2 separate regions of the Homo sapiens genome follow, and region 1 is linked to region 2. The links are chromatin loops, found by intact Hi-C in ENCODE. Cell type or tissue: gastrocnemius medialis. All regions are shown on one strand. Links, peaks and the distances in the headings refer to the core of each region. The heading gives the core; the rest is flanking DNA. Region 1 overlaps ALPK2 (alpha kinase 2). Region 2 holds the start of ALPK2 (alpha kinase 2).

The links. A loop is a pair of places that touch in the nucleus more often than their neighbours do. Peaks named below come from ENCODE experiments on the same cell type or tissue, not always from the same donor. Only the 100,000 strongest peaks of a DNase experiment are listed, where the experiment ranks them.
Region 1: it touches region 2 in a loop (3-fold over the local background); 8 of 110 quality-filtered maps call a loop at or near these places.

Annotation. Positions count from the first base shown.
Region 1 is chr18:58,574,120-58,583,496 of GRCh38, forward strand. ALPK2 (alpha kinase 2) reads right to left here. Exons shown (of 13, transcript NM_052947.4): 4 at 4,695-6,429. Among named protein-coding and RNA genes, the nearest start is that of ALPK2-AS1, 22 kb to the left of the region's middle. RefSeq lists enhancers at 5,428-5,975, 7,512-8,012. In gastrocnemius medialis, for the core only: no CTCF peak of the experiment used is centred there; DNase peaks (open chromatin) are centred at 4,904, 5,132, 5,795 and 7,402; H3K27ac peaks cover 7,769 bases.
Region 2 is chr18:58,624,567-58,633,943 of GRCh38, forward strand. It overlaps ALPK2 (alpha kinase 2), which reads right to left and starts at 4,525. Exons shown (of 13, transcript NM_052947.4): 1 at 4,198-4,525. It also overlaps the pseudogene RPL9P31. RefSeq lists an enhancer at 4,542-5,084. In gastrocnemius medialis, for the core only: no CTCF peak of the experiment used is centred there; DNase peaks (open chromatin) are centred at 4,336, 4,585, 6,945 and 8,185; H3K4me3 peaks cover 1,959 bases; H3K27ac peaks cover 8,000 bases.

The sequences.
Region 1 (9,377 bases), core at 806-8,805, 50 kb before region 2:
CTCCAGCATTCACAAGAGAACCCAAGTGCAAGATTTGGATGGTGCTGGTTGCGGCAGCTCACGCCTATAATCCCAGCACGTTGGGAGGCTGAGGCGGGGCGGATCACAAGGTCAGGAGTTCGAGACCAGCCTGACCAACATGGTGAAACCCTGTCTCTACTAAAAAAAAAAAAACAAAAATCAGCCGGGTGTGGTGGGGCGCACCTGTAATCCCAGCTACTCAGGAGGCTGAGGCAGGAGAACCGCTTGAACCCAGGAGGCGGAGGTTGCAGTGAGCCAAGATCATGCCAGTCTGGGCAACAGAGTGAGACTCCATCTCAAAAAAAAAAAAAAAAAAAAAAGATTTGGATGGTTTAGAACAGGGGTCCCCAACCCCCAGCCCCAGGCCATGGACCGGTAACTGTCTGTCTCCTGTTAGGAACTGGGCCACGCAGCAGGAGGTGGGTGGCAGGACATGAACCCAGTTGTGAATGGTGCATACAAGGGATCTAGGTTGCACAGTCCTTACGAGAATCTAATGCCTGATGATCTGAAGTGGAACAGTTTCATCCTGAAACCATCCCCGCCCCGTTCCGGCTGTGGAAAAATTGTCTTCCGCAAAACCAGTCCCTGGTGCCAAAATGTTTGGGGACTGCTGGTTTGAAACAAACCAACCCATTCCCAGAGCCAAAAGAGTAACTAATAGGAAGCACGTCCTATTAGCAGAGAGTTGGCCTCAGCATCTTTTATGTGAAGGCAACCAAAGAATGTGCTCAGGAAAATAAAGGCCATAAAGTGGTGGAGACCAACGATCATTAGAATCACACCTAACTGGCTGGGCATGGTGGCTCACGCCTGTAATCCCAGCACTTTGGGAGGCCGAGGCAGGTGGATCACCTGAGGTCGGGAGTTTGAGACCAGCCTGATCAACATGGAGAAACCCCATGTCTACTAAGAATACAAAATTAGCCAGGCATGGTGGCCCATGTCTGTCATCCCAGCTAATCAGGAGGCTGAGGCAGGAGAATCACTTGAACCTGGGGGGCAGAGGTTGCGGTGGGCCGAGATCACACCATTGGCCTGGGCAACAAGAGTGAAACCTCGTTTCAAAAAAAAAAAAAGAAGAAGAAGAAAGAAAATCACACCTAACTATACTTGGCATTTACTCTAGTATTGTATGGCTACTTATCCAGTCAATAATTGATTGTCTATTACACGGCAGGCACTACTCTAGGGACTTGGGTTATATCAGCGAACAGAATACACTGAACAAATTCCCTTCCATCACGGAGCTCAATTCTGTGCTTAGTGCTGATTCCTGATCAGGAAGATTCTTAATTACCAGAGCCCAAGAACACATTTCCTTACTGTACACTTGTGATCCCATGACCCCATACAGAAATGCAACTCCCTCTGGGGCGAACCTGGGCAGCTGTGCAGGAGCACAGACGCAGCACTTCTGATTTAAGGGTGAGGATGATCTTACCCTAGTGTGGCTGCCGAGAAACTTAAGATGGGCAGGCTGTCAGGCCTTGCCTCTGAGTTGGATGAGGAAAGTGAGCTCAAAACCAAGGTGAAGAGTTGGCAGTGTGACCCTTGAAGATGATTCAAGTTAGCCTGGGGTACCCTCTCTGTTTTCCACTCCCAAACTGGGATTAACTTTATAATCTTCCATAAATATAGAGAAACTGGGGGCTTTCCAATATTAGCCTGGGTAGGTACTATTTCAAGACAACAGCAAGATGGCCTTGCATTCTAAAAGAGAGAAAGGGAGACAGGAAGTGAACATACCTAGAGATGCATGTTTAGGCAGGAGATAGTCTACAATATGGCCTTGTTCTTAGAACATTAGAGAGATGGAGTTTTTCTCAGCATGCTAAAAACGGTATGCAGATGAAGAGAAAATACTAGGAAGTAAACTGCTGGTCACTGTTTCTGCAAAAAGGCACCTAAAGGTAAGTGAATCAGGCAAGACTCAAGAATGGGCAAATTTGACCGAGCGTGGTGGCTCATGCCTGTAATCCCAGCACTTTGGGAGGCTGAGGTGGGTGGATCACCTGAGGTCAGGAGTTCGAGACCAGCCTGATCAATATGGTGAAACCCTGTCTCTACTAAAAATATGAAAATTAGCCAGGTGTGGTGGCGGGTGCCTGTAATCTCAGCTACTCAGGAGGCTGAGGCAGGAGAATCTCTTGAATCTGAGAGGCGGAGGTTGCAGTGAGCCGAGATCGTACCATTGCTCCAGCCCAGGCAACAATAGCAAGACTCTGTCTCAAAAAAGATAAAAGGAAAAAGAGTGGGCAAATTTATTGCTATGACTACCAACCCAGGATTTTAACCATTTCAAATTTTTAGGTCCCCATAAACCTCAAATGTCTGAGAATAAATATTTAAAATGTCTTTTGAATTTGTTATGGAGAGAGTCACCTATCTTTTTGTGAACAGTATTATTTTTAAAAGTTGAATTTAATTCCCAGTGACCCCCAGTGCTTCTGTGTCATATCTGTGATGATAGTTAGCCACTTGCTGTAAATTTGGCTACATTGTATACGTGTGTAGAAAATACAGGTATCTCCTACAACTAAATAGAAACTTTTTGCGTGGGTAAAAGAATCTCAAATATGCCAGTCCCTGTGGCAAAATTTTCCTGCTTTACTCAAAGGAAAATAAACACCACAGATAGAAAGATCGTATTTCTAACTCCAGGCTGCACGGAACTGCTCTTAAATGTACAGCTTCCATTCACATTTCTGGTTATCCCTTGAGTGAGAGGTCAGCTCTGCTACTGACCACAGCAAAGTGAGAAAAGGTCTCTCCACTTGCAGAAAATGCAAGCCCTTCGGTTTGCTTTCTGAACAACAGTGTTCACGGTTCTGAGGTAATTGCCTTAGTCACACCACAGCGCACAGGTTGGACCTTCAGCTGATACCTGGTGGAGTGGGTATATAGTGATGAATGTGTGTGTGAGTGTGTAAGCGAGACCTTCCATAGAGTACATGAGATAGATGACCTGGGTCCCAGAAATGGCCCATTTTACTTGACTGACTTGCTAGTAAACAAGTGAGCCAGGGCTCTCGATCTCAGAATTCAGTTTAGGTCACAAGCTGAGGATGACAGAGGGGGCTCTTCCCTCCAGCTCTTTGAAATTTGGGGCAGATGGATGAGACAGCAATTGCCTTCCACAATGGTGGATCTAAAACCAATATCGTCAGTAAATAGGTAAATAGCCCCCTTCCCTTCCACTTCTTTTGAGCTACTTTATCACCTTCCCCCACCTTCAATAATAAAGTAATTTGTCCAGTGAAACACTTTGAGTGGATAAATGACTGTAAAAAAAGCACTTAGCTGAGCACGGAAGAGCATTTTATGACTAGAAAAGGAAATGCCATGTTTATCAACATGAAAAAATTAACATTGTCACTTTATTTTGTATTAACATATGGTCAAAGCACCTCCCTAAGCTTATCTTGGGCATGAAACTGTGGTCATTGGTGTGTGAGCTGCTAAGAGACATGTGTTAAATAACTGGATAGGAGAATCTGGTTCTCCTGTGAAAAGTAAAATATAAATGTGGCTTTTACCTGGCCAGTTTGGCCAGCAGAACAGAACAATTTGCTCAATCAACAGTTACCTAAAATCTGGAGATTTTTAGATTGGCTTTTTTATGACTGGGTCTATAGAAATTCATGTGTCAATTTTTAATATTTTCACAGAGTTAAGTCACTTTGCATTGGGAATATTTTATCTTTGGAGTGTATCTAGTCTTCTATAAAAATAATACTAGTTTTCTAGTACAAAATTGGGAAAAAGGGGAATACAAAGTATAGTAAAAATAACAGACAAATAAGTTTTCTTAGGTATTTATTTACAAAACTCAAATCTTGCCCATATTACAGCGTAAGTCCAAAGCTCATTTGGGACCCTTTGAAACTGAAAATATCATTAAAAATATAAGTTATGTATCAAGCACAACATCTTTTGTGCATTGATTATTCCTATAAATTTAATTCCATCTCTTTACACTCCCAAATCAGTAATAAGGGAAAACAAATTTATTTCTTGGCAGCTTTTTTTCTCTTAGCCTCTTTTATACTCTGTTTTAAACAAAATAAGACAAACATCCAATCAAAAACATCCCACCAGTGAGGCAACAGTTAATCTGCCTGCTTTCCCTAGCATCACAAAAAAAGTGAAGTCTACAAGTCTTTCAGACACACTGAAGTCTTTCATTCATACCACAAATTCTGATTAAAGCCAAGACCTATCATTTTCAAAGCACTTCCCTGCAAATGACTAAAAACAATGTTTTTTTCCCCCTTCTTCCTTTAAAGGCTACACCCAAAACATTTGCTTGAGAAACTTTCTGAATAGTGGCATTGCCTGGTAAAACACATGCAGCAGACAAAATATCAGATTTCTTTTTCCAGCTGTCCAGAATCCCATTAGTGCCTCTTAACTTCTATCAGTCTTTTGCTATAATTAGGATGGCTTAGGGTTTATCTGGGCCTTTTTTTCAAAACCAGATTTCCTTCCGAGCAGCAGCAGCTGTCATGCACAAGTACCCTGATGGTGTTGGGAAACTTATTTTGATTTACATTATGGTATAGCAATTGTGAATGTGAAGTAAAGGAAGAGACACACACACACACACACACACACACACACACACACACGGTTCTTTTTATCTCGTAATTTCTTTAAAAGAAAAGTCTTACCTGAGGAGGATCACTCCAGTCTGGAACCTGGCTTGTTTCAAATAGAGTATTAACTTGCATGCCTTCTCCCTTGCAATTTGTGTTGCCTTCTTTGGAGACTGAGTCTGTTGAAGTTTGAAGGGTTTTTGCTTCTTGCTCTGCCTGGGTTGAAATAGCACATTCTCTTGCATCAGCATGGGAACTCCGACCAGTCGCTGCTGCTGTGGTGTGAGAAGTCTCTCTTTTATCACTCTGGGTTAGTGGGGGCTCAGCAGATTCTTTGGCAGAGCAGAGATGAAGGGTACCTTCTGTTGTACTTTCTCTCAGGTTGGCATTCGGCTTCTTGGGATTTCCCTTCATTCCCGGCTGCCTCACCCTGGCAGATTTCCTTGAACCCCTCTTGCTCCATAAGTCCTTTCCCCCCACTCTCTTGTCAGCTGCCGTCTCCCAACACTGGCTCATCCCTGAGTTTTCTGACTCACCAGACAAGAGCTTCATCTCTGTCTCTCTTACTGATTCATCCATGTTGAGCAGATTGTCACTGGCAAATTCCTCTCTTGCTTGGTGGCTGTCTCTGGTTTCTCCTTGAATTCCTGGATAATCATTTTCAGCAGCCTCGGGAGCAGTGGGGAGTTTATATCTCCCCTGTTCTGTCACTGAAGACGTTCCATCCTGGTGAGGTCCCAAAATGAGAGTCATCCCTGTTTGTGGGGATGAGGGACCGTGCTTGGAGACTCTGCTGCTCCTCACCCCAACTTCTTGGGGTTGTGAGTGATGACCACAGAAGCCAGCAGTGGCAACCATAGGCCCAGCGTCACCCGACACCCGAGACCCACAACCCATTCCACTGAGGAAATGCTCACACCCACCCAGGCAATGCTCACCGAATTCCATCTCTTCGTCATCGCTTTCTAATAAAAAAACATGCTCAGTCCCCAGCAGGTTCCTTTGCCAAACTGCATTAGAGTAATCCGTCATAACATCAGAACATTCCAGATACTCCAGGTCATCATCTGAAAACTCCTCGGTGTAGGTTAGGGTTATCTCTGGGCAAAGTTCATAGTCACTGTCAGAGTCTTCACTGGAAAGCTGTGGGCTGGGTTGTTTGTTGGCCACGGCACTGTCACCTGGGTAAATGTGTGCAGTTGCCTCAGATAGCGGGAGGCTGAAGCTAATGTATTTCTGTACTTTGGGATTTTGCTGACTAGAGCGTAAGCCTTCATCATGAGGACCATCATTGTTCAGGTCACCATCCGTGAACTTTGATGCCATGGAATGCACTGTCTTGTGGCAACATCTGTCTTGTTTTTCATAAATATGACTTGAATTAAGAAAAAGCAACCCATTTGCAATTTCTTCTGTGTTACTTGGATCATAAGCCTCTCCAGTGTGCCTTGTTCCTTTAACACCCAAAGGATTTTCAGAACTGGACACACTAATGTCAAGATTGCCCAATGACTGGAGGGAGAGTGAATGGTTGGATTTGGAGGGGGAGGAGTCAGCTGACCTGGGAGTGCCCGGGGAGATGCTTTCTTCTTCCTTATAAGGATGTTCCTTCTCATCAATCTGATTTGCCCTTTCTTCTTCATGTGTCCCTGTTTCATGTTTCCAACCCCTGTCCCTGTCATCTTCCAGGTTAGGAGACAATTGTGGGTTCTCTGATGAGCACTCAACCTCAACGGAAGCAGAACAACAGATCATTCCAAAAGAGTTTTTAGCCGAGATTTGATAGACAGCAGCATCATTTTTGGTACAGCTAGGATGAAGAGAATATATAGATAAGTTTGCCACATTTGGACATGCATGCCAACATTTTCACACCATGGCACACAGAGAAAATGACCATCATTTTACTGCATGTTCAAGGAGATCTGTGATCTCCCTGGAAAAGAGTTTGTGGCCAAAGGCAACTGACCTCTGGGCTCCGGTGCCCCTAGTGCTGAGAATCCTAGGCAATCAGCATCCTCCCTTGAAACTTTCCTCAACGCTGCCTCAAATGGAAAATGCTGAGGATTGCACCATGACAGTTTACAAATGCCATGGCAGGGTCAGGACATTACCTTATATGGTCTAAGAGGGGGAGAAACCCTCAGTTCCAAGAATTGCCCACCCCTTTCTTGGAAAACTCATGAATAATTCCACCCCTTATTTAGCATATCATCAAGAAACAATCATAAAAATGAGCAACCAGCAGCCCTCAAGGCTGCTCTGCCTATGGAGCAGCCATTCTTTTATTCCTTCACTTTCTTAATAAACTTGTTTTCACTTTAAAAAAAAAAAAAGAATAAAATGCTGAGAATTACTTAGATGAATGGGGAAAATGTTTTATATTCTAATTTTTTCTTCTTGCCTTTTACATCATTTTTATGTTACGGGAATTTGAAAAAGCATTTTTCTAGAGTGAGACATTGTACACAAATAAGTAAAATACAATTCTTCATGTACTGGAATGGCATAGAGAACCCTCAAATCTTTTGAAGACCTTGCTAAGAGGGTGTCATTCTTGCTAGAGGCCGTAAAGATAATACCATGATAGGACTACGTATATGAAGGACAGTGCTGTTTCCTTTTTAATTGAATGTGACTAAAAGTCTAAACCACAGCCCGTGAGCTCCACTGGCTGGAAACCCATGTCCACAGGCCATTCTGACTCACATAGATCAAGCCAGGTTTTCAGCTTTGGCCCAGCAGGGGAGGAACAGAATGCTGGATGGAACGAAGCCTGCTCTCTCAGTTCAGGATGGACGCTGCTCCTGTGGCTCCTCCCATCATTGTTCAGCATCACAAGGAGCCTGCAGCCTGACATACTTTACTGGGTCCTTTCCCACTGGAACTCTTCTCCAGACACTGCAATCCCAGTAAAAACTTGTTACCTGTGTTTTGTATGTTGCACCCTTATTAATCTCATTTGACCGCATTGTAATTGTAATATTGCTGACCTCACTATAAGTATCAGCCAGCCCAGAAGTCAACAATCATTTTTAGAAGGCAGGAGCTGTGGGTCTGGCTTGGTCTGAGAGGCAATGCTTAGGTCTTTATTCACTGTTCTTTGTGTGAAATACACACAAATATCTAACCCAGGAAGGGTCAGTGTGAGACACAGATATAATATGGTCATCCTTTCTCTTCCCCACTGAAGGGACCCCTTGCCTCCACAATCCTATATGTCCTCATAAACCCTCAAGTGTTGAGTCCCAGCTCACATATGTCTCATTTTCAGAAGGCAAAGACATCTAATCCCAATTTCAATAATGTCTTGTTGAGTTGGCAATCTGGCTCTTGGGTAGAAGCCATTCAGGAGCGGCTGAGATTGGCCAAGCTTGACCCATGGCTGATACTGGGCTTTGCCTTGGCCAAGAGCACACATAGAATAAAATTTAAGGCAACTTTCTGGAGAAAACAATACCTGCGCTCCTGTCTATTTCACTAAGTTATTCTGACTTTGCAAAGAAGAAATGTTATACCAGACGAATTCTTCAAGAAGGGGGCAGTACCGAGACAAAGATATCTCTGGTGCTGAAGAATCATGCAGAAGAATCATCAGAGAACTCTGTTTAAAATTCTTGAATCAGAATCCCTAGGTCAAGGGCCTGAGAATCTGCTTTTAAAGATCTCAAAGCCATTCTGATGCAAATTGTCCTTGGCCTACCCTTGGAGACAGCCTCATCCTCATCACTGTCAATCAGGCTTAGGGCTCCGCCATTCAAGCGGACTCTTCTCAGATGAAGAAAAATGTCTATTGCTGCAGTTTCATGTCATCCAGATTGTTGGCGAAAAAAAAAAAAAACTGTGAAATATTTAAAGAGATTTACTTTGAGCCAAATATGAGTGACCATGGCTGGGGCACATCCTCAAGGGGTCCTGAGAACAAGTGCCCGAGGTAGTCAGTTTTACAGTTTGGTTTTATACATTTTAGGGAGACAGAAGTTACAGGCAAAGCATAAATCAATACGTATAAGGTGTACGTTGATTCAGCCCAGAAAGATGGGACATTTTGAAGTGGGGGGTGGGGGCAAGATTATAGGTCATAGGTAGATTCCAAGATTTTCTGATTGGTAATTGGTCAGAAGAGTTAAGCTTTCCCTAAAGAGTTGAAGCCAGCAGAAAGAAATTGTTGAGTTAAGATAAGTGGGTTGTGGAAGCCAAGGTTCTTGTATGTAGAGGCAGCCCCTAAGTAGCAGGCTTCAGAGGGAATAAATGGTAAATGTCCTCTCTGGACCTTAGAAGGTGTCAGATTCTCTCCTGAATCGGGAAAAGACCTGGAAAGGGAAGGAGAATCACTACAGAATGCAGATTTCCTCCCACAAGAGTATGGCTTTGCAGGGCCATTTAAAAATATATCAAAGAAATATATTTTTAGAGTCAAATACTCTGATTTTCTTTAGGACCTGCTCTTTGTGATGTGATGCTATACCAGAATCAGGTTGGAGTTGGGTATCTTCCTGCTACAGAGTCTGCTGTGAGTCTTATGATCTCTATTTTAATGTCAGTGGTGGTCAGTTATGCCTAAACTACAAAGAGAGGAGGGTATAATGAGGCGCGTCCAACACCCTTCCTGTCATGGCCTGAACTAGTTTTTTAGGTTTCTTAGGGATCCCCTTGGCCAAGGGGTGTGGGGGCAGTGGTGCAGCTTAGAATTTAATTTTTGGTTTACAACACTGTCTTCTTCATGAACCTTTTCAATTAATTCTTGGAGATTTGGCC
Region 2 (9,377 bases), core at 514-8,513:
GCCTCAGCCTCTCAAGTGGCTGGGATTACAGGCGTGTGCCAGCATGCCCAGCTAATTTTGTATTTTCAGTAGAGGCAGGGTTTCACCATGTTGGCCAAGCTGGTCTCAAAGTCCCGACCTCAAGTGATCCACCCACCTTGGCCTCCCAAAATGCTGGAATTAACAGGCATGAGCCACCAAGCCCAGCCAAGTTGATTTCTTTGTTGCTTCTAGAAGGCATACCCTCTCCTCATTGGCCCACAGTGCCTGAAATTCCTATCATTTGGCTCTCCATTCCAGATCTCTATGTTGGACATCAAGTTACAATCAAGTTACCGACAGAAGTAATGGATTGAAGATTAAATGATTTAATCAAAACCATCTAACTCTTGACAATTCTTTCATCATCAAGAAGGCGGGGGAGGAGAAGTGTGAAAAGCGTAGCCCAACCACACTAATTTCTGATTTCCATATTCATTCTTTCTCTTTCTGCCCTCCATGTTTTTAGTTTGCTTTTCTGGATTTCCTTTACATAGAAGGACCACTTTCCATCTCAATCTGTTCAGAAACCCCGCCAGGTTTTCAAACCCCTAGCTCAAATGCTGGTTTCTCTTTGAAGGCTTCCCTGATACCCTCAGCTGAAAAAAAAAAAAAGCCCCCTAAAAACTAGAGACCATTAGCCTCAGCATATTGTCCCCACACTCAGTGTCACCCCCAGCAGCTAGACTGTAAACTGCTTGCCTGCAGGGCACCTGATGGGTTAACCTTTTATGTTTACAGCACTGGCACACTGTATCTGTGTCTCTGGCACCCCCTGAGAAGTAAGGAAAGTTTGGTGGTTGAAAAGAATAAGCACAAATAGGTTTTCTTCAGGAACTGCAGGCCGAAGAAATGGCTACAGCAGTGGTTCTCAGAGTGGCCCCTGGGCCACGCCATCAGCATCACCTGGGAACAAGGAAGAAATGCAAATTCTTGGAAACTTCAGAATCAGAAACTCTGGGGATGGAGCCCAGGAACCTTTATTTTAACAAGCTCTTTAGATTCTGTTGCACTTGAAAGTTTAAGAACCGCTGGACTCAGGAAGGTCTTAAACTAGGGGTTGAGGAGCAAATGAGCGTGTTTAAGAGCAGGGGCCTGGTTATCTAAGAGCAGGATTGAAAATCAAGTGAAAATCAAGGTGGGCTGTGCAGCCAGGACATGAGGATTGCAGTGGAAGGGCTGGCCCTTGAGAGGGAGGGTGCAGTGTAACCAGAACTGAACTCTCGGAATTGAGCTTCTCTTCAACTTGCTGCCTGTCTCTTCGAGCTGATGTCTGAAGTCTCCTGATCAGTTTTGTCTATTTGGCCCATGCCAGGTGGGTGTGCATAGGCGGAAATCCCAATAAGGGCTTGAAACATGTTTAAATGTTTTATTTGATGTAGGTCAGGTGTTTATTCTTTCGTTTTCGCCAACCCTAAGATGACGTGATTACGTTCTCCCAAGTTGCTTTACATGTTTGCATTTTCAGTTTTTCTTTTTGGCAGCATTCAACCCAGAGTAACGTATCCTGGGTTCCTTGTGAACCTGTCTGTAACCGAAGCGAAGAATGTATCGAGGTACTCCAATGGGCCTGGGAAAGAGCTGTGGGGTATCTCAGTAAAAACAAGGGGCAACAAGAAAGATGTCTGATAAAGTTCTTGGGAGCTAGCCCACAAGCCCGCTTGTGAATCTCGTCTGCTCCCTCCCATCCCTGCCTGGCCTTTCTCCCTATTCATTGTGTACTTTTATCACTGACCCCGCGCAATTCTAGCCCACGGTGCGATCCCTATCCTGGAAACTACACTTCTTCTGAGTTGGCCCAAAGCTACTGCCCCTGCTCTGCTCCTCCAAAGGCTAGTCCACTTCAAAGAGTTTTCACCTCCACTCCCGCCCCCACCTCTCTCAATGCAAGACTCGACTATAATCTTTGAGGAAAGGCTGGGCGTGTGCCTTCATTTTCATAGTTTTCATCATGATCACAGGCCTTTCATTACTATGGATTCCCAAACACTCATATTTAAATATGGTAATGATATGTATTAAAAAGCATTCCCAGAGGATGTTGATAAATCTCTACTTCTGCTTTTAGATAATAAGCATCAATTATCCATCAACTATTTTTAGTAAAAAAAAATTTTTTCTTATTTATCATAGATACATTCTAAAATATCTTTTTTTAATTTTCAAACACATTGTTTCCAAGTACAGAATTTTTCTCAAAGAATCTAATTGTGTTATGTTGTATTGCACTGATGCAGATAATGTATAGTTTCTATTACTTTATATAGTTTATTTTATGGTAGTATTCTAAAGTTTTAGCAAAAAAAAAAAAGACAGAAGCTTTTAATTAAGGTGAAAAACTAACTTTCATTGAGAAACTATGATTCGACACATACTTTAGGTATATTTATTCATCTAATCCCCCATCAATCCTGTTAAAGTGAATACTGTTAAGATTTTACAGATGAGTAAACTGGGGTTCAAACAGGTTGAAAAGTTATGCTAAAATTAGGAGTCGATTCCAAATCTGACTCCAAAGCCTTTCTCAGGACCTCCCCTGCTTCTCCCACCTCCATCCAGAGTAAGATACTAACTCAACTGCATCGCATCACAGGGGCTGATACCTACACACAAGTGTTCAGGAGGCTGTTAAAAACTCATGAAACTGGAGGAGAAAAAAACTTTGTAGGTAATGACAATAGGAACTCTGCCCTACCTAAAAGCTTCCCAAAATTATGATTAAATGTTTGGTAAAAACATCAAAAAGACAATGTAGGCCAGGCGCGGTGGCTCACGCCTGTAATCCCAAGACTTTGGGAGGCCGAGGCGGGTGGATCACCTGAGGTCAGGAGTTCAAGACCAGCCTGGCCAACATGGTGAAACCCCATCTCAACTAAAAATACAAAAAAAATTAGCTGGGCATGGTGGCAGGCACCCGTAATGCCACCTACTTTGGGAGGCTGAGGCAGGAGAATCGCTTGAACCCAGGGGGCGGAGGTTGCAGTGAGCTGAGACTGAGACATTGTACTCCAGCCTGGGCAACAAGAGCAAAACTCTATCTAAAAACAAAAAACAAACAAACAAAACAAAACAAAAAAAGGACAATGTATATTTGGGAGCTAAAGTTCATTTAGTTTGTTTTAAGTCCTGATTTCCAAGATCTGAACATGGTTATTGGCCATCCATGCTTTTTAATACAGGATTTGTGAAGTTGTTGATTCGGAAGGTAACCCACAACATCCTTGGTTTCAATTCAGAAGCCACACAGCAAAAAACCCCTTCAATTTGTCCTTAGTTGATATAGAGTTATAAAACATATCACATATCTCTGGAATGACCATTCCTGGTTAATTAATCTTTAGAAATAAAGGCTACCTTTACTTAAGGAAAAGGTTGTGGAAAGAAAATAATTAGAGCAGAAGCAGCTCTAAATGCCGTTCTTGCTTTTATCTATTTTTAAATGATTGCCAAATGTCTGTAACTGACACCCTTAATCAAGGCTTTTAAAGTTTAGATGTGTTCATTAAATTGTAATGTGACAGTGGTGGCATTTAATTGATGGATTTTTTTTTGGCTGACTTTTTGCCTTAAATTTTTTTTTAAATCTATTTAACAACTCGATAAATGTTTACATCAGCCATTTTGAAAAGCCTGATAGCTTTTCAGCAAATTGCATTACCTGTTGTCAGACAATATACTCCTGTGTCTACCCAGATAGGAGAGATTTTCAATCATTCAGTTAATTCACAGTAAAAGGAATAACTCTTGACTAAAATACTCAAATATTTCAGACAAAAGTCTCTGGGGCCTGAGTTACCTGGATAGTTGACTTTTTATGTTGCTTTGCAAAACTTTACATATCACTCGTTTGAGTCATTCTGTATATTTTTTCTAACTGTTAAGATAGACATGATGTGAAAGAAACTGTTTTCATTCATTATTGTCAAGCCAAAATAAGCAAATTTAAAAATAGCAATAATTTTCAAAAAGGGTCAAAATGGACTTAAATTACAAGACCATGAGAGTTTGCCCACTTTAAAACCTTATATGCCCAAATATCCCATATAATCCCTATTGGTTTCATCTCATTCTATTTCATCAGGAAACCATCTGCTTTGTTCTTTGTTGCAGAAAATGTAAACAACTATATATTGAAAGCACAGCCATTCCTTATGTAAAAACCAAAGTCTACATACTTACTTTTCAGTACTCTTTGTCCAAGAAATGTTGTAGGAGGGCTGGCTCAGCTGTGGATTCCCCAGGCTGTGTGTGAGGCATTGATTGGGTGTCCCTGTTCCCGGGACAGGGATTCAAAGGAGTTTATAGGGCTCAGGGTCTTCCATGATCAGGTCAAAGCATAGATGGGTCTGCTTCCAGAAAGTTCATCTCTTCCTAAGAGGGGAAATTCCATGCCCGGGGAAGTTCTGGAAGAAGAGCATTTTTTCCCCGCCCTTCAGTGAACTAGGTCATTGCTGAAGCTGGAGAATATATTTTAGCATCCCTGTGATGAAACTTGAGGGCTGTTTCTGCAGTAGGTGCGACACTTGTTGACACGACACGCTGGGGAGGCCCTGGCAAGGGGGCCTGGTGAAATGCAGCCCCAGGGAGCTGATGAAACCCAGACGAGCTGTCACTGGCTGCTGCTCAGGAGACCGAGCAGCTCTTTACAAAGCCCATGCTGGACCCTGGGCTTAGTTGCTCGCTCCTTAGGAAAGGAAAAACTTGCTGCCTGATAAAGGGATTAAGGCCGGAGTAACACAACCAGTTCTCATACCAAGGTTATCAGGCATTTGAAGTACACATAGGAAACCCGTGGAGGGGGTGTTGGGGAGGTGAAAATATGTGTCATATGTTGTTCATTTAGAACAGGCATTATAGCCATCCTCTGAAGTTCTCTGAGAAAGGCAGAAGCCACAGAAGGAAGGCAGGATCCACCCTCCTCACCCTGCTTACCCCCCCTTACCCCTTGTCTGTCTGTCTGTCTCTCTCTCTCTCTCTCTCACACACACACACACACACACACACACACACACCCCTTCCTATTTTGACTACGATAGAAGAGAACAGACAAAGATCAGAAGAAATCCACAGAAGAAATACCACAGGTCCTATTCCTTCAGATTGCCTGGAATGGTTCTTGTTGGGAAAGTAGATTTTGTAATATGGGCAATTCTTTTATTGAAGTTTATCCAAGTCCAAAAACATAGAGAATCCTTTAGCATCATTCTGTAACTACTTAGCCTCTCCCCAAAAATATTTTAATGTATGACACCTGGAAATTGACAGCTTAGACAGAAACCTCTTTTGAGACTCGTGGAGACAGCTCAAATTAGCAGCTCCAGGGGTGACTTTGAAAGGGACATAGCTGTAAATATTCACTCTGTGTAGGGCACTGCAATCCTCAAAAGCAAATTGTTTTTACACAGCACAGAATGTACATCATTATCCCTTGATGGAATGCAACTTTTCACAAGATGAAAACTCATCTAAAACGATAAAATATTAAGAAATGTAGGGGTGATATGTTCTGTTTTTCAGTTTTATCTTCATGTGAGAAAAAAGATATTAAAGCTGAGGCACTGTAAAATAATGACTATCTCCTGGGGAACACATCTGTGAAATGCCACAGAACACAGAAATTACCAACTCTTTGCAAATGGTCGGCTTTATGGAAAGCTGAGGTCTTCACAATGTAAGGTCTTTTCCAGATAAGAAAGAGGAGATAACTTCAAGTTGGGAATGAAGAGAGGAGGAAAGTGTGATGATAAAGAATAAACAAATGCTGTCGCACACCACAGAGAGAATAAAGTCAAAAGTGAAGGAATGTCCCAAAGCAATAGATAAATGTGATATGGTTGTGAAAGAAGTGTTGCCTGGGAGTTATTAAATGGAAAAGTTGAAATTCACTATGAAACTTAATTTTGTTCCTCTGAAATAATTTGAAAAACCAATTCCCTCAACTCCCAACATTCATCTCCTAGCAAAATAAATGTAAAGAGCAGAAGGTTTATATATGTGCATATATAGATACACACACACACACACACACACACATACACACATATACATGCATGCATACACACATACATGCATATATATACACACACGTACATACATACATATAATGGATTTAACTGTATTTGTTTTATTCATCTCATGAATTTACAGCCACAGAATTTATGTTTTAATCTTAGGTGTCGGGGAGGAAGCATGAAAGAAAATCAGAAACAGAAATCTTGGAATTAAACTCAAATTAGGCCTGTAATCCCTGCACTTTGGGAGGCCGAGGCAGGTGGATCACTTGAGGTCCGGAGTTCAAGATCAGCCTGGCCAACATGGTGAAACCCCCCGTCTCTACTAAAATATAAAAAATAGCTGGGTGTCATGGCTCACGCCTGTAATCCCAGCTACTCAGGAGGTTGAGGCAGGAGAATTGTGTGAACCCAGGAGGTGGAGGTTGCAGTGAGCCAATATCACTCCACTGTACTCCAGCCTGAGGGACAGAGCAAGACTCCATCTCAAAAAAAAAAAAAAAACCTCAAATTAGACCAGGACACTAGTTCTGAATTTTCTGTGAATATCAAAGGAGGGATGGAAGAAGTAAGACGTTGAAGAGAAAAAGAAAGGCATGTATCTGTGCCCTGCTAATAGCATCAAAAAATACATGACTCTCTTTATCACATCTACTGCAAGATTGAAGACCATTCTTCGCAATCAGACTCTTGACATTCCCAAAGATGTCAACATCACTCCGAAGGGACACAGTTATTGTGAAGGGCCCCAGAGGAACCCTGTGGAGGGACTTCACTTACATCAGTGGAGAATTCAGTCTCCTTAGAAAGGAAAAGAAGAGGCTCCAGGTTGACAAAGTGTGGGGAAATAGAAAGGACCTGGATACCATTGGCACTATTTGTAGTCACAAACAGAACATGATCCAGGGTGCTGCACGGGGCTTCTGTTGTAAGACGAGAGCTGTGCATGCGCACTTCCCCATCAACATTGTTAGCCAGGAGTCTTTTGTTGAAATCTGAAATTTCTTGGGTGAAAAATAAATCTGCAGGGTTTGGATGAGGCCAGGTGTTGCTCATTCAGTATCTCAAGCCCAGAAAGACGAGTTAGTTCTTGAAGGAAATGATATTGAACTTGTTTCAAATTCAGCTGCTTTAATTCAGCAAGCCACAACAGTTAAAAACAAGGATATTGGCAAAGAGCAGGGGCTCATGCCTGTAATCCCAGCACTTTGGGAGGCTGAGACGGGTGAATCCTTTGAGCTCAAGAGTTTAAGACCAACCTGGGCAATATGGTGAAACCCCATCTACAAAAAAAATACAAAAATTAGCCAGGTGTGGTGGCGTGTGCCTGTAGCCCCAGCTACTTGAGAGGCTGAGGTGGGAGGATGGCTTGAACCCAGGAAGCTGAGGCTGCAGTGAGCCGTATTCATGCCCACTGCACTCCAGCCTGGGTGACAGAGTGAGATCTTACCTCAAAAAAAAAAAATCAGAAAATGTTTGGAGGGTATCTGTATCTCTGAACAAGGAACGGTTCAGCAGCCTGATAAATAAGATCTAAGAGTTGTCCAGCTACACAAACAAGATGCCAGATGATTCCCCAGACCTATGTGTGATGTTTAATAATTCAGTAAAATACCTCAATTGAAAAAAACACGTGAGTTTGAGATTAAAAGTAAAGACATAAAAATGTTTAGCATTATTCCAAGTAAAGTAATGTAGAGTATAAGAAATTGTGTTTAATCTCTATTTTTCTGAAACTATAGGAAGAATTTTCTTAAAACTTAATTTTAGGAAGATTTTCCTTCTAAGGAATGGAGTTGGAAATGTATTTTTGTATCAGATGTTTATTCTCTCTCTCTGAAAGGCCTTTTCAGCTTTCCCAAGTTCCAACTGTTATTTTCTCGGTTTCTTGAATGAATGAGCGCCACTTGGTTCACCGACCACCCTAGGTCTGCTGGAGACTGGGATCAAATCAGTTCCCAACTAATCTGAACAATTAAAGCAAATTCATTAGGCTCTTATGCTGCTCTGTGCTCCTATAACGTGGACTGGGATTGGTACGTGAGAGGTTTATCTGCTCATTTTCTTCTTCCTGGCATGGAAGGCCCTTGAACACTAGTGGCAAGGCTGATGGCACAGTCTTTGCCAGTAAAGCATATTCTTGGCGGAGGCTTAGTACCAATCACGTGGCAGATCAGGGACTCTGCCAGGGTCCTCGGGCCAGGCTGGAACTGAGCAGGTCACTCCTGCTGCAGTGAGAACTGTCAGTGTTTGGGGAGCTCTCTGGAGCACTGAGAACCTCCCTCCCCAACAATTCATCCCTATCCAGGGTCCAGGGATTCCCCTTAGCAGATGTGACCTGAATCATGCATTTGCAACCTTCATTCAGTTATTTTATTTTATTTTATTTTTTAGACGGAGTTTTCGCTCTTGTTGCCCAGGCTGGAGTGCAATGGTGCAATCTCGGCTTATTGCAACCTCTGCCTCCTGGGTTCAAGCAATTATCCTGCCTTAGCCTCCCAAGTAGCTGGGATTACAGGCATGCACCACCACGCCCAGCTACTTTTTTGTATTTAGTAGAGACGGGGTTTCACCATGTTGGTCAGGCTGGTCTCAAACTCCTGACCTCAGGTGATCCACCTGCCTCGGCCTCCCAAAGTGCTGGGATTACACACGTGAGCCACTGTGCCCAGCCCAGTTCATCTATTTAAAATAGCTGCCAGTCACTCGGGTAGGTCAACTAAACAGGCATTTTCTCCCCTTAAGTGCAGTGGCAAAAGAAATATGAATGTAAATGAAACTCTGTTCTCTCATGATGTTTTTCATCCCGGGTAACATCTTTCTATAATATTCTTAATGAGAAGACGGAATTTAAAAATATTTGCAAAACAGGCCAGGCATGCTGGCTCATGCCTGTAATCCCAATACTTTGGGAGGCTGAGGCAGGAGGATTGCTTGGATTCAGGACTTTGAGACCAGCCTGGGTAACATAGTGAGACCTTGTCTCTACAAAACATCATAAAAGTAGCCGGGTGTGGTAGTGTGCACCTGTGGTCCTATCTACGCAGGAGGCCGAAGTGGGAGGACTTTTGAGCCTAGAAGGTCGAGGCTACAGTGTGCCATGATTGTGCCATTGCCTTCCAGCCTGGACAACAGAGTGGGACCCTGTCTCAAAAAAAAAATTGCAAAACAACAATAAAAATGCAATTTTATCAGAATTGATATATCTGAGAGGGATCTTTCAAGCATATGAGTGTTGTTCGGAACCTGGAATTCATTTTCCCCCAGAGTAGCAAAATTATAAGTGGTAGTTAGGTTCACAGACACAGAAGTATTTTATCCATCATGTTCCTGAAGGACTGTATTTGA